Linked DNA regions of Homo sapiens: regions 1 and 2 are each linked to region 3. Evidence: chromatin contacts called from ENCODE Hi-C or POLR2A ChIA-PET data. All regions are on one chromosome and are shown on one strand. The core of a region is the stretch at or near the end of the contact, and the rest is flanking DNA. Distances in the headings are between cores, read along the strand shown. Region 1 holds the start of CASK (calcium/calmodulin dependent serine protein kinase). Region 2 holds the start of CDK16 (cyclin dependent kinase 16). Region 3 holds the start of KDM6A (lysine demethylase 6A).

The links. A loop is a pair of places that touch in the nucleus more often than their neighbours do. ChIA-PET counts read pairs that join two places held with the same protein, here RNA polymerase II (POLR2A). Pooled maps may share reads with other maps.
Region 1: a loop to region 3 is called in a map of CD4-positive, alpha-beta memory T cell, with 15 times the contacts of the local background. The contact joins the promoter of CASK here to the promoter of KDM6A in region 3. A Hi-C loop is called at or near these places in 2 of 168 maps with a recorded cell type or tissue (CD4-positive, alpha-beta memory T cell and naive thymus-derived CD4-positive, alpha-beta T cell) and 9 of 50 pooled maps. POLR2A ChIA-PET finds 5 or more read pairs at or near these places in 2 of 52 experiments (T-cell and WTC11).
Region 2: a map of gastrocnemius medialis shows a loop between it and region 3 (12-fold over the local background). The contact joins the promoter of CDK16 here to the promoter of KDM6A in region 3. A Hi-C loop is called at or near these places in 2 of 168 maps with a recorded cell type or tissue (gastrocnemius medialis and sigmoid colon), 1 of 37 single-sample maps with no recorded cell type and 10 of 50 pooled maps.

What each region holds. Positions count from the first base shown.
Region 1 is chrX:41,921,334-41,925,248 of GRCh38, forward strand. CASK (calcium/calmodulin dependent serine protein kinase) reads right to left here and starts at 2,221. Exons shown (of 27, transcript NM_001367721.1): 1 at 1,597-2,221. The coding sequence starts at 1,655. RefSeq lists silencers at 1,676-1,725, 1,996-2,575.
Region 2 is chrX:47,216,386-47,220,127 of GRCh38, forward strand. CDK16 (cyclin dependent kinase 16) reads left to right here and starts at 2,296. Exons shown (of 16, transcript NM_006201.5): 1 at 2,296-2,720. It overlaps LOC105373194 (a long non-coding RNA gene), which reads right to left and starts at 2,265. Exons shown (of 3, transcript XR_949047.4): 1 at 2,118-2,265; 2 at 621-749. RefSeq lists silencers at 1,630-1,739, 2,440-2,599, 2,620-2,729, 2,740-2,809 and enhancers at 1,930-2,049, 2,170-2,239, 2,383-3,022.
Region 3 is chrX:44,870,959-44,874,765 of GRCh38, forward strand. KDM6A (lysine demethylase 6A) reads left to right here and starts at 2,230. Exons shown (of 30, transcript NM_001291415.2): 1 at 2,230-2,754; 2 at 2,966-3,029. The coding sequence starts at 2,594. RefSeq lists silencers at 1,420-1,919, 2,170-2,399, 2,740-2,999, 3,040-3,119, 3,130-3,229.

The DNA.
Region 1 (3,915 bases), core at 971-3,470, 2.9 Mb before region 3:
GGGATTTCAAAGACTTAGCATAAAAGATGTAAAATATTTCATTAATATTTTTTCATATTGATTACATGTTGAAATGTTAAGTTTGGATCTACAGGGTTAAATAAAATATTTTATTAAAATTAATTGCACCTGTATGTTTTTATTAAATGTGGCTACTAGAAAATTTTAAATTACAAATGTGGCTCATAATATATCTTTTGGACAGTGCTGTTCTAGAACACTTCCACAAGCACTTTAACAGGACACATTTGGATACTTTCCTTTTAAGTCTGGCTGGTCATGTAACAATAGGGCAAGGAGTAACATGTCCTCACATCAATTGGGTCTGAGTAAAGTGTGTAGCAAGCTCTACCCACAATTTCACCATGTGAGGCAACACTGTAATACCTCAATATGGAAAGAAAAGGAAACAAATTAGCACTCAAATTGAAATTGAGTACTGCAGACAACTTAAAAGAGATAGGGCCAACTGCTTTAAGGTCTTGGTTTCATTTCCCAACTGTGGACCTTAAAATAGACAATAAAGCACCGCTTCCAAAAAAAAAAAAAAAAAAAAAAAGAGGTAAGATATTTCAATGTTAGCTCTAGCGATCCTTATTAAGCAAAAATTTGCTCTTAAATCTTATCTCCTCAACTTCTAAAGCCGCAGAATACACGCTGTGTTAGGAAATCAACTTCAGATTGCCAGCATTTCCTTCACAAGCAAATTAGCAGGATTGTGCACTTGGAGTACTGTTTGACAAGAATGAAAAGGAAACTATTCAAAATAGATTTAAGGAATGGACAATTAGATGAGGAACTGCAGATTTAATTCTCAATCAGCACTGTGATTAATCTGATTCCCTGCTTTTCCCCAGCGTAATTATACAACACAGATGAAAGGATGAGCATTTGGACTGTCAGTTCTATATTCTAGACCAGCCCGGTGACTCAAAGCAGACGGCTCTACCACGCTAACCACCATCCCAACAACAGTCGAGGGGAGTCTCGAGCACTGATTGAACAGTCATTGCATAACAAGGCATTAAAAATTCGAATGCCCCCAACTCTTTCCACGTTCGTGTACACCAGGAGGGAATTTGCTGAAACTGAAAGCACCCCGTCTTAAATGACCCCCTCCAATCCGAGCATGGGGTGTACACAAAGGCATCTGTCTAATATCCCGCACAATAGACACACACCCCACAATTAAAACCCTGGACTCTCTCACCACACAAGCAAAGGAAATGCAAGCTGCTCTGTTTCAAAAATGGTCTATGGTACATGCAAGGTAACAATAACCCCAACTGAAGCAACTATAAAATCGGCTGTGCCACGTCCCTGTGCAACCGTCAGATAAAATGCAGGCAGCCGGCCCCACGCCTTACGGGGTGGCCAACCTCGGCTCGGTGGCCTCAATGGACCGCTGAGAACCCCCAGGCCCCCGCCTGGCAGGAGCTCCAGGTACACGTCTATAAATACTCCAGGATGAGAAGGACGAGAGGGGAAGAGGGGAAGGAGGGAGGGCAGGGGGCAGGCCCCGAGCGGGTGCGGGAAGACCGGGGCATCACTGAAATGCATTTTTCCACACTCCCGCTCCCTCGCGTGGAGACTCACTTTCCGATCACCTCGCACAGCTCGTACACATCCTCGAACAGCACGTCGTCGTCGGCCATGGTCCGGAGGGGATAGCGGCCGCAGCGTGGAGGGCTTCGAAAACGGGGGTGGGGGCGCCCAAGAGCTCAGTGCCCAGCCCCGGGATCGCCTCCTCCCCTCAGGACCCGCGAGCCCTCGGTGCCGAGGACGCTCGAGTGGGGCCGCGAGGCCCAGAGACTGCGGCGCCTTCCTCTGCAGGCGACCGCCCCGGCGCGGGCGGCGGGGCCGGGGCGCGGGAGCGAGGGCGGCCCGGGCCCGGCGCCGCCCGCCCGCCCGCTGCTTCTCGCGCTGCTCGGGCCGCGCTGCCCGGCGTGCGGATCCTCGGGGACCGCGCGGCGTCGCGCTCTCCGCTCGTCAGCCCGCGCGGGCCGCGAGGCCGCGACCGCTCCCTCTGTCCGAGGCCGGCTCCGTCGCGTCGCGGAGCAGCTCGGGCTACAGAGGGGGCCGCGGCAGGACCATGGAGCGAGGATCGCCGCGGAGGGAGGTGGCGGCGGCGGCGGATCGGCGCTGGGGACCAGGAGGCGGCGGCAGAGACGCTCCCTCCTCTTTCTCCTCCTCCCGCAGCCGCCACCGCCCGCCCGGGAGTGGGAGGGGGCTTCGCGGGACCGGCGCTCTGTGCGGGCGGGAGCCGCGGCCGCCGCCTTCTGCTCCGCCCCTACGCCTCAGCAGCCGACCGGCTCGCCAGCCCCGCTCACCCGCCTCGCGCAGACACGCCCTCCTCCCCCGTCGGCGGCGCGGCTTCCAGAACCACAGGCTCCGCCCACTCCAACCGGTCGGGAGGCGGTGGCCCAGGGAAAGGGGAGCGGGCCGAGCGGCGCATGCGCGGGGCGCCGGCCGCGTCACGGCGAACGGGCGGGCACCGGGATTCTAGAGGGCGCGGGGGGTTGAGTGGGGCGCGCCGGCTGCAGCTGCCGAGGCGGGGCTGGTTGGGGTCGTCGCCTCCGCGCCTAGCCGCGACCAAGCCGCGAAAGGGGCTGGAGACAAAAGGTCCACGGCTGCACGCTCGTTGTCCGGCAAGAGGCACGAAACTCTGGCCGCTCCCCTTTCCTTCTTTTGTAATCGCAGGGAGCCTTTCCCAGTTTTTTGCTGGGAAAAGAGGCAGGGAAAGGGTGCTAATGAATGAGAAAGCTAAAAGAGAGGTGGAGAGAGGTTGTCACTGAATCCGTGCTTGGCAGCGGATGCTTTTAGTGCTACCCTGTCATTCCTTAATGAAGATGAGGGCTGGGGGTAAGGGGAGGTCGTCCAAGAAAAGGACTAAACAAAAACTGCCTAGGAAGGTGTGCGACAGCAAACGGTCATCTATAGAGACAGCTTCTCCCACGTTCTGCCCCAAACTCAACAAATATCTATCCAGCGCCTACCCTCACTAGAGACCAACCTAGAGAGAAGCTAGGAAGGCAGGGACAAACCGTGACTTTAAGCTCATTTGTATATTGTCCTCAAACTCCCAGGACCTACTCTGCTCTCTATACTCCCTATAAATGTTAGACTTGTCAGGAACAGAATGCAACTAGAGGGAGTGCAGGCACAGGAGCAGCCAGGGAGTGAGGTTCTGGGTGTTGCCGCTGTGCTAGGTTGCATTCAATATGAAGATTTCTGTTCAACTGAGCATGTGCGGAATGAGCCAGCGCCATCAGACAGGTATATGCCTCAGTTGAAGACCAATAGTGTCTTTGTTCCTCCGCACAGCAAAAGTGCCCAATTAGTTCATAAGTCAGTTTCCAGAAATCGTCTGGTAAATTTCTCAGTGCAGTATTTTTTTTAAAAAAAGTATTTATTAATACCAAAGTGGAGGGGGTGATGTGGAGACTCACAGCCTATTTTCTCTTCAGAAACGTTTCGTGCAAACCCTTGACCACTCCCTCAAAAGGCTGAGAGATTTGCCTGCTAAGGATTTGGGTACTAAACCTTTTTTTTTTTTTTAAATGCAGATCAGAGGACAAGTGTAATTGCACACGGTTTTCCTCCTTTCTCAAAGAGCTTGTGCATTCTCTAGAGACGGGGGCTTCAGAACTTGAGAAACATTGCCTCCTTTAAGGGTCCAAGAGTTACTCACCACAAGTTGGCATGTCCAGCTCATGTCTAATGAATAAGGCGTCACTCCATTCTGCCCTGAAGTGCACAGGGACCCTCTCAAGTCACCTTGTCAGCTTCACTTCTTTTCCCCAGCCCAAGACTGAGCTATACCAAGCCTTGTCGACTTCATTTTGGGGTTTGTTGTCTTCTACAGGGACCTATGCTCAGAGGTAGAAAAGGACAATCATAAAGTAAAACAGAAAA
Region 2 (3,742 bases), core at 1,046-3,545, 2.3 Mb after region 3:
ACCACTACAGCAGCTGAGGCTTGAACACAACTGTTGTCTTCTTTCTCCAGTATGCCAGCTCCTTTGCGGATACTCTATAGACACCTTGTTCACTGCACCTCCCCCATTACGGCTCCATGTCTTCCCCACCACAACTCCTGGATCTCCTTGACACCTTATTCGTGCCTGACACCCTTCTCCATCAAAACAAGCTTTTGAGTCATGCATGAATCCTGGTTGCATCTTAGTTGTTCCCCCTCCACCTCATTCCATTTTACTTCTGCGGTTTGTCTACCAGTCTACCATTGTTAACACCAGCCAGATGGGAGATCAGGGCTTAGCAGGCGGGGGTTGCGTCATTGCACCGAGCCCCCTGCACCCAGCAGCCACAAAGGATAGGGTGGGACAAAGGTTTCTCTTGTCACTGCCTGGAACTATTTGCCCACCTCCTTCTGATCATTTTATTTTCTTGGCCTGCTCTGGCAGGCATTCAACAAACATTTGTTGTGTGCTGTGTGCCAGTCACTTTCTAGGCACGTGAGACAGCAGTGGATAAAACAAAGATCCCTGTCCTCTTGGGGTTTTACGTTCTGCTAGGTTGACACCCAGAATAGATTATAAACACAGTAAGCAAATTGTACCTTAGAAGTTGATCAGTGCTCTTCAAAAGGCGAGGAATAGAGCCCGATCTGGGGATCTGGAATGATGGCAGTGCAGGTAGGAATTTTTAAATCGGAAAGGCTTCATGGAGATGACTTTGAAGCAAGCACCTGGAAGAAGTGAGAGAATGAGGCACGTGGATGTGGGCCAGCAGCATTCCAGGCAAAGGGAACCACAGCAAATGCAAAACCCCTGAGGCTGGATTGTGCCCGTTTCACTCAAACAGCTAGAAAGAGCGCTAGTATGGTGGCAGTGAGTCAGGGGAAGAAGAGGAAGAGATGAGGTCAGAGAAGTGATGAGCCTGTTCTATGCCAAGGCGAGGACTTTTATCTTTGTCAAATATTTCCACTCCCATCATGGCCCGGGAAATCTCACTAATGTAAACCTTACTGAAAATCCTAACTGCTGTGATCAAGGCTGCCATAAAGGGAAGCCCGGAAGAGGCGGGGAGGCTGCCTTGGAACAGGGTAGTGTAAGGATGTGCCAGAAGGCCTGCTGGAGGTTGCAGCCCTTTGAGCTGGACTTGGGGATAGTGTGGTTTTCCAGGCAGAAGGAAGTGAAGGATTAGGTCGGCCTGGTAGTACTTGGCACACAACATGCGCCCAATAAATAAAATGGAAATAAAACCGCGGAGTGTTCTACTTGTGTTGACTGACATCAAAACAAAACAAAAAACCCTCAGAGTGAGGGGAGGCACGGGAGGGGCTGTGCCGGGCAAGAGAGGTGGCAGGAAAATCCAACGCACGGCGCCTATGCAAATACTCGTGTGAGGCAGAAAAGAGGCTCCGCCCCGCTCGAAGTTCCAAGCATGCGCAGTAGCGGCTCCTGCGCCTCTAAGGATCCGCCTCTTTCCTTCTTTCTCAGCCTGGGTTCCACCCCGGGAGGCCCGCTGTATGAGATGGAGGGCGGGCTAAAGGCGGGACGAGACTCGATTGAGCGCAATTATGACCAATCACCTTGCGGAATATTCGGCCTATAGCGAAGGAGGAGCTCAGAACAAAAAGGAGACCCCACCCCCGCCGACGGTGAAAACCTATGAAACCTGGGCGGAGGCGTGCGGAGTCGGGTAGAGAGCGAAATCACGCCTCTTCAGTCAGCCACGCCCTTTATTCTTGCTCGGCCTCGCCACAGAGAGCAAATCAGATTGGCTGGGCGACAACCTCAAAGGGCGGGGCTGCACACGTTCACTACGGGAATGAGGTAGCGGTGGAGGGGGCAGTTGGGCGGGGATAGGCCGTCCTAGCTAAGGTGGTAAAGGCCAATAACTCTTCAGGCTGCCTCTCCTCGAAAAGTCATCTTCTCGCGAACCTTTAAAATGCCTTCCTCCCCAAGCACCTCAAGGGACTAGAACTGAGTGCTTCATTTGTCTTTTTTCCTCCTTGCAAAAGTCCCGTTTGCCACCATGGGGATGTACCAAGTGAGACCGAGTAGGGGGAACGAGTGGTGATTGACGCGCCAGGTTACTGGCCACTGCTCACCTAGGCGCTAGCAAACTTCTGCCAAGATCGGAACTGAGTACTAAACAGCCTCCACAGTTCTCCCTGGTGCCGTCTCCGGCTTGGCGCCGCATCCTCCTCTGGGCTCGCGATGGCCGCGTCCCCTCCCGCTGCGGACGGGTCCTTTGGTACATGCAGTCCGAGGTGAGTCCCCTCCTTTCCACTTCACCCTTCCGAGCGCCTGCGTGCGCATGCGCGGAGCGCGGCGCGCGCGGCGGTTGGGCCGTTGGCTGTTCGGCCCTGGGATCCGCCGCCACTCCGCGATCAGACCGCTCTGTGCCGCGAGCCGCCGTGAGCACTCGGATTCAAGCCGGCGCCAACGAGTCCGGGGGCATCGCCCGCAGCGGCCAAGCTCATGGCCGGCTGAGCGGGACGCCGCCTCCGCCTCAGCCACCGCCGCCGCCGCCGCCTCCTCCTCCTCAGCCGGCGGCGGCCCGGGCCCAGCAACCATGGCTGAAGACTACTGGGACGGGCGCCTGCGGCGAACAGGAGGAGAAGGAGGTCGCGCGGCCTCATCCCGGGCCGCCGCCCCAGGCGCCGCCGCGCCGGCCCCGCGGCTCTGAGGTTGCTCGCGCGCCCCCGCCGGTGAGCGCGTCCCCGAGGCGTGGAGGCTGCCCCTCCTCCTTCAGAACCCACCTCGGGCGGTGCCCAGGGGTCTGGGCTGCGGGGCTGGCAGGTGCCCCCACCCCCGGCGAATTTCCCAGAATGCACCGGGGCGGGGGGTCATTTGGGGCCTCCCTGACCTTGGCCCCGCCCTGGGCCTGTCCTGGGAGCTGGGGTTGGGTAGTGCTGTGGGTGCTAATGGGGACCTGGGGGAGTCAAAGGACCAAAGGGTGTGGAAATGGGTGACAATGGGGTGAAAGACTTGGGGGGGTTGCTGATGGGGGTCGGAGCATGTGGCAGTAAGCCTCACGCCAATAAGTCGTGTAAGGTTCAAGGCCCCGTGTGTGCTTGTGGAAGGAGGGCGGGGTGCGGAGCGGGTGAGGGACCCGAGGGTGTATAACGGGGGGTAGGGTGTCGAGGAAGTTCTAAGACATGCTCATAGGGATTATGTCCGCAGAGAGGCCCGGTGTGTGTTCATGGGGGACAGGGTGGCACAGGTACCAGAACGTGTGTTGGTGGGGTCAGGGCTCTGAGGCCTGGTGCGTGGCGATGAGGCCCTGGATGGTGTTAATACTGCGTGTCTGTCCGTGGGGCCTGCAGTGTGTGAGAATGCAGTGTGTGCTTGTGGAGGGCAGGTAGCTGAAGGACTCGAGTGTGGTGTGTGCGCCAGTGGGGGTCATGGCTGTAGAGGGTGTATGCCTGTGGCCTCGAAGGTCTAGGTAGTTTGGGACCCAGTATATGCTAATGAGGGCAGAGTGGAGGAAGGACCTGAGGGTATCTAACGGAGGAAGGACTGTGGAATACCTGAGCCTGGCCTAAAGGAGATGAGAATTGCGTGTCTGTCTGGGCCCAGGAAGGAGTGGTGGGGAAGTGTCTTAGCACTGTCAGAGGCTTAGTGGACGAAGGGTAAAGGTGATGTGAGGTGTGAGTGTGTCCATGGACACAGGGAATGTGAGTCTCGAGGGCACACTAGGAAGGAGCAGGGTAATAGAAGTACTGGTGGT
Region 3 (3,807 bases), core at 980-3,479:
ATCCACCTGCCTCGGCCTCCCAAAGTGCTGGGATTACAGGCGTGAGCCAAAGCGCCTGGCTGCCTTTTTTTTTTTTTTTTTTTTTGAGACAGAGCCTCACTCTGTCCCCAGGTTGGAGTGCAGAGGTGCAATCATGGCTCACTGCAACCTCCACCTCCCGGGTTCAAGCGATTCTTCTGCCTCAGTCTCCCGAGTAGCTGGGACTACAGGCGAGCGCCACATGCTCGACTAATTTTGTTTTTTGTATTTTTAGTAGAGGTGGGGTTTCACCACATTGGCCAGGCTGCTCTCCAACTCCTGACCTCGTGATCCGCCCGCCTCGGCCTCCCTTTGCAGGCGTGAGCCACAGAGCCCGGCCGGGATTGAGTAGCCTTATAATCCTTGAAAAGGACCTGAGTCAGGAACTGCTAACTTCAGGGAGATAGTCAAATACCAGCAAAATGTCTATCTGTGCTTGTGCAAGTGTGTGTGTATGTGTGTGTGTGTGTGTGTGTGTATGAGAGAGTGTGCGAGCGAGTTACTGGGGTCAAAATTTCCTTGGCTTTAAATGTCACCATTTGTGACAAAGTTAACAATGTATTAATTTAGCCGTAGAAAAGATTTGGCCCTTTGTACACACTCATTCAAGCAAAATGGAGTATCATAAAGGGAAAGGTGTTTCAGAGGAAGTAATTAAACATGAACTATAATCTATACAAAACTACAGTTTGTTCGTCTAGTTACTAGTCTCAGGGGAACAATTTAAAACTGTGTGCAAAATCAGTTGGGATTCCCATAGCTTCCCGCTGAATACTGGTAGGAATTACTGGGTCAGCACTGAATTGTCTTCGTCATATTTTGAAATCCAAGTTTAAATATATAATTTTTATTGGTTACAGGTGGAAAACCTATTGAAAATATAAAAAACTCCGTTTATAAACAGAATCTTGTCCTTATATGTCTATCAATTTTTTCCTATCCCTGTTATAAGACATACAGCTTAGTAAATAAATTTGCCTTTTGAGAAGAGTAGTCGAAAGGCCTATTTTTTTTTCACCTATAGTAAAGATTAAAAGTCAGACTAAAGCCTTTCCCCTGCACCTGAGAGACAGAACAACAAAATGTTACTGTTGTCTAGGGGTTACAAACCTGCAGGTTTTGGGGGATAGAAAGGATTTCTTGGGCCACCAGCTGTGATGATTTAATTATGTCTTCTCTCAGGTCTGTCCACAAGCAGCCCCTACTTTTGTAAGAAGGCTCCACTGAAATCATGGCAATAGAACCCAACATTCTGCAGATCCCGCTTCACAATTTCTCATTGCTTTTTCTTGTAAGACTGTAATGAACTACTGATAAGACACAGGGTAAACACAGCACGAAAATCTGGCCCCAAAGTGCCGCCAACAGACAGACCTTTGGCGGTGGGGAGCCATGGTCGGCAAGCCAGGCCCCGCGGGCGACTCTTCATTCCCTCCGGCCTGGGGCGTATGGGCGGGGGTCAGGGGAGCCCTTCCCCCTTCACTTTCGGCGCGGGTGAGGTGATCGGGGCTGCCAGCGCAGGTCTGGCCTAGGGCGGCACCCGGACCGCGGGGCACGGGACCGGCAGCCGCTCCCCGAGCGCCCTCCTCGCGGAGGCCATTATTTCCAGCAGTGCCAAAAGTCTGAGCCTTCTTCGGAGGGCAGAGGTCGAGGGCCGTGCGCCGCCTCCCGGCTACGCGACCTGTACCAGGCCCTGTGGGGTCCCGGGACCCCTGGAGCGCGCGCGGGACGGCCGGAGCCGCGGTCTGGGCACATCCCAGAGCTCGCGGGCAGGCAAATGCCGTCCTTGGCGTCTTCGCCCGCCGCTCGCGCCCGCCGCGGGCGGTGCCGGACCTCGCCCTTCCCCACCACTCCCCTCCCCCTCCAGAGCCCGCCGCGGTTCCCGAGGTGACACGGCCCGGACCCTCCATTCTCTGCCCCAGTGTATTTAACCAGCACAACCTAACAGGAAGCTCCCTCTCGGTGACAACCCTTCCCCCGACAGACGCGCCCAGCAGCCAACCACCGGCTAGAATTGGCCTGCGTCCCGCTCCCATCTCGGTGGCGGCCTCGGTGGGCGGGGCTCGGGCAGCTAGCAAGTTAAGTGGAGCCACGGCTGACGTGAGTCAACAAAGGTCACGTGAGGCGTGCGGGCCGCGCCGATTGGTGGCGCCAGCCGGGCGGGGAGGGGGGGTCACGGCGGCGGCGTGGGGTTCGCTGTGTGACACAATTACAACAACTTTGTGCTGGTGCCGGGGAAGTTTGTGTCTCCAACGAATCCCCTCAGTGCTCCCCAGCCCCGCGCGCTCCGGCCGTTCCCGCCGTCCCCGCCTGTGGCTGCCCCCTGCCCAACCCCGCGATGTGACCCTACAGCCGAAAGCCGCCGCTGCCGACCCGGGGGCTCCGCAGCCCCTGCCGCCGCCGCCGCCGCCTTCACCGCCGCCGCGTTGGGATTTTTCGTCGCCGCCGCCCGCGGCGGAGGAGGAGGCGGCGATAAAGTTGGTGTGCTGGTCCCGCGCGCAGATTGGGGGCGTCACTGCGGGCCCCGGTCCGAGGGGGGGTGTCGGCGTTGGAGTTGTGAATTCGCTGCGTTTCCATGAAATCCTGCGGAGTGTCGCTCGCTACCGCCGCCGCTGCCGCCGCCGCTTTCGGTGATGAGGAAAAGAAAATGGCGGCGGGAAAAGCGAGCGGCGAGAGCGAGGAGGCGTCCCCCAGCCTGACAGCCGAGGAGAGGGAGGCGCTCGGCGGACTGGACAGGTACGGGCCGCCGTCACTCGCCCGGTCGGCTCCGGACGGGCAGTAGCCGCTCTCCCGGGAGGACCGAGCGCGGCTTGTCTCTGGCGGCGGCGGGGCGGGCACCTCGGTTTGGCGCTCTTCGCGCCGCCTCCGCTGGGGCCTCGGGCTCGGGCAGGGACGGGTCGGTGGCGTTCCCTGAGCGTTAACGAGTAAACTGTGTCTGTCTCCACAGCCGCCTCTTTGGGTTCGTGAGATTTCATGAAGATGGCGCCAGGACGAAGGCCCTACTGGGCAAGGTAAGGCAGCTGCGAGTCGGAGCGCGGACACCGTCTCCCTGGCCGGCGCCGCGCTCGCCCCGGGCCCCGCGGCCGGGTCTGTGCTCATTGTGGCCACGGACGATGGTCGAGGGGCTTCCGGAAACTATTTCCTGCCTCTGCTCTCCCCCCACCCCCGGGTACCCTGCTTGCTCCCTTGCGAAATCGCTCTTTTCCTCTTGTAGCTGGAGGAACAGAGACGGGATCGCTTTGGGGCCGGGCTCAACTGGGTCGACACAACTGCCTGCTATTTTACAGCTTTTTGAGGGTAGGCCGATGATCTTCGAGGTGCCTGTTTAGGGTCAAGGGATCGTGAGTGTGTTCAGATTTTCCCAAATTTCGGACTTAACTTGCCTCTACGGGTTTAAAAAAATTCTTTTCCTTCAAGCAGGCTGTTCGTGATGCCTACTGCTAACCAAATGTTTTAGGCTTTCTTGTGTCCCCGCTCCCAGAAGGGGGAAGTTTCACGGAGTTTAGGTCGGTGAAGAGTTTGCATTGGGCTGTTGACATGTATCTCGATTGCAGTGTGTGTTACCTGAAGTTAGGTGACTTGTTTACTTTTTGGGTCTTTTTGGCATAGAAATACCGTAGTTATTTGTAAACGTGTTCTCTTCCTGGAGCCTCATTTCCTGTGTGTCTGACAGGGGAGGCTGGGGAGGATTCGGGGTGTAGTCTTTTTTTATTTGTGTGGAAAGTTGTTGGCACTGTCATTTAGTTAAGTAATGGCTGCTCCTATCGGCCCAAGATGGCGGGACAGGGT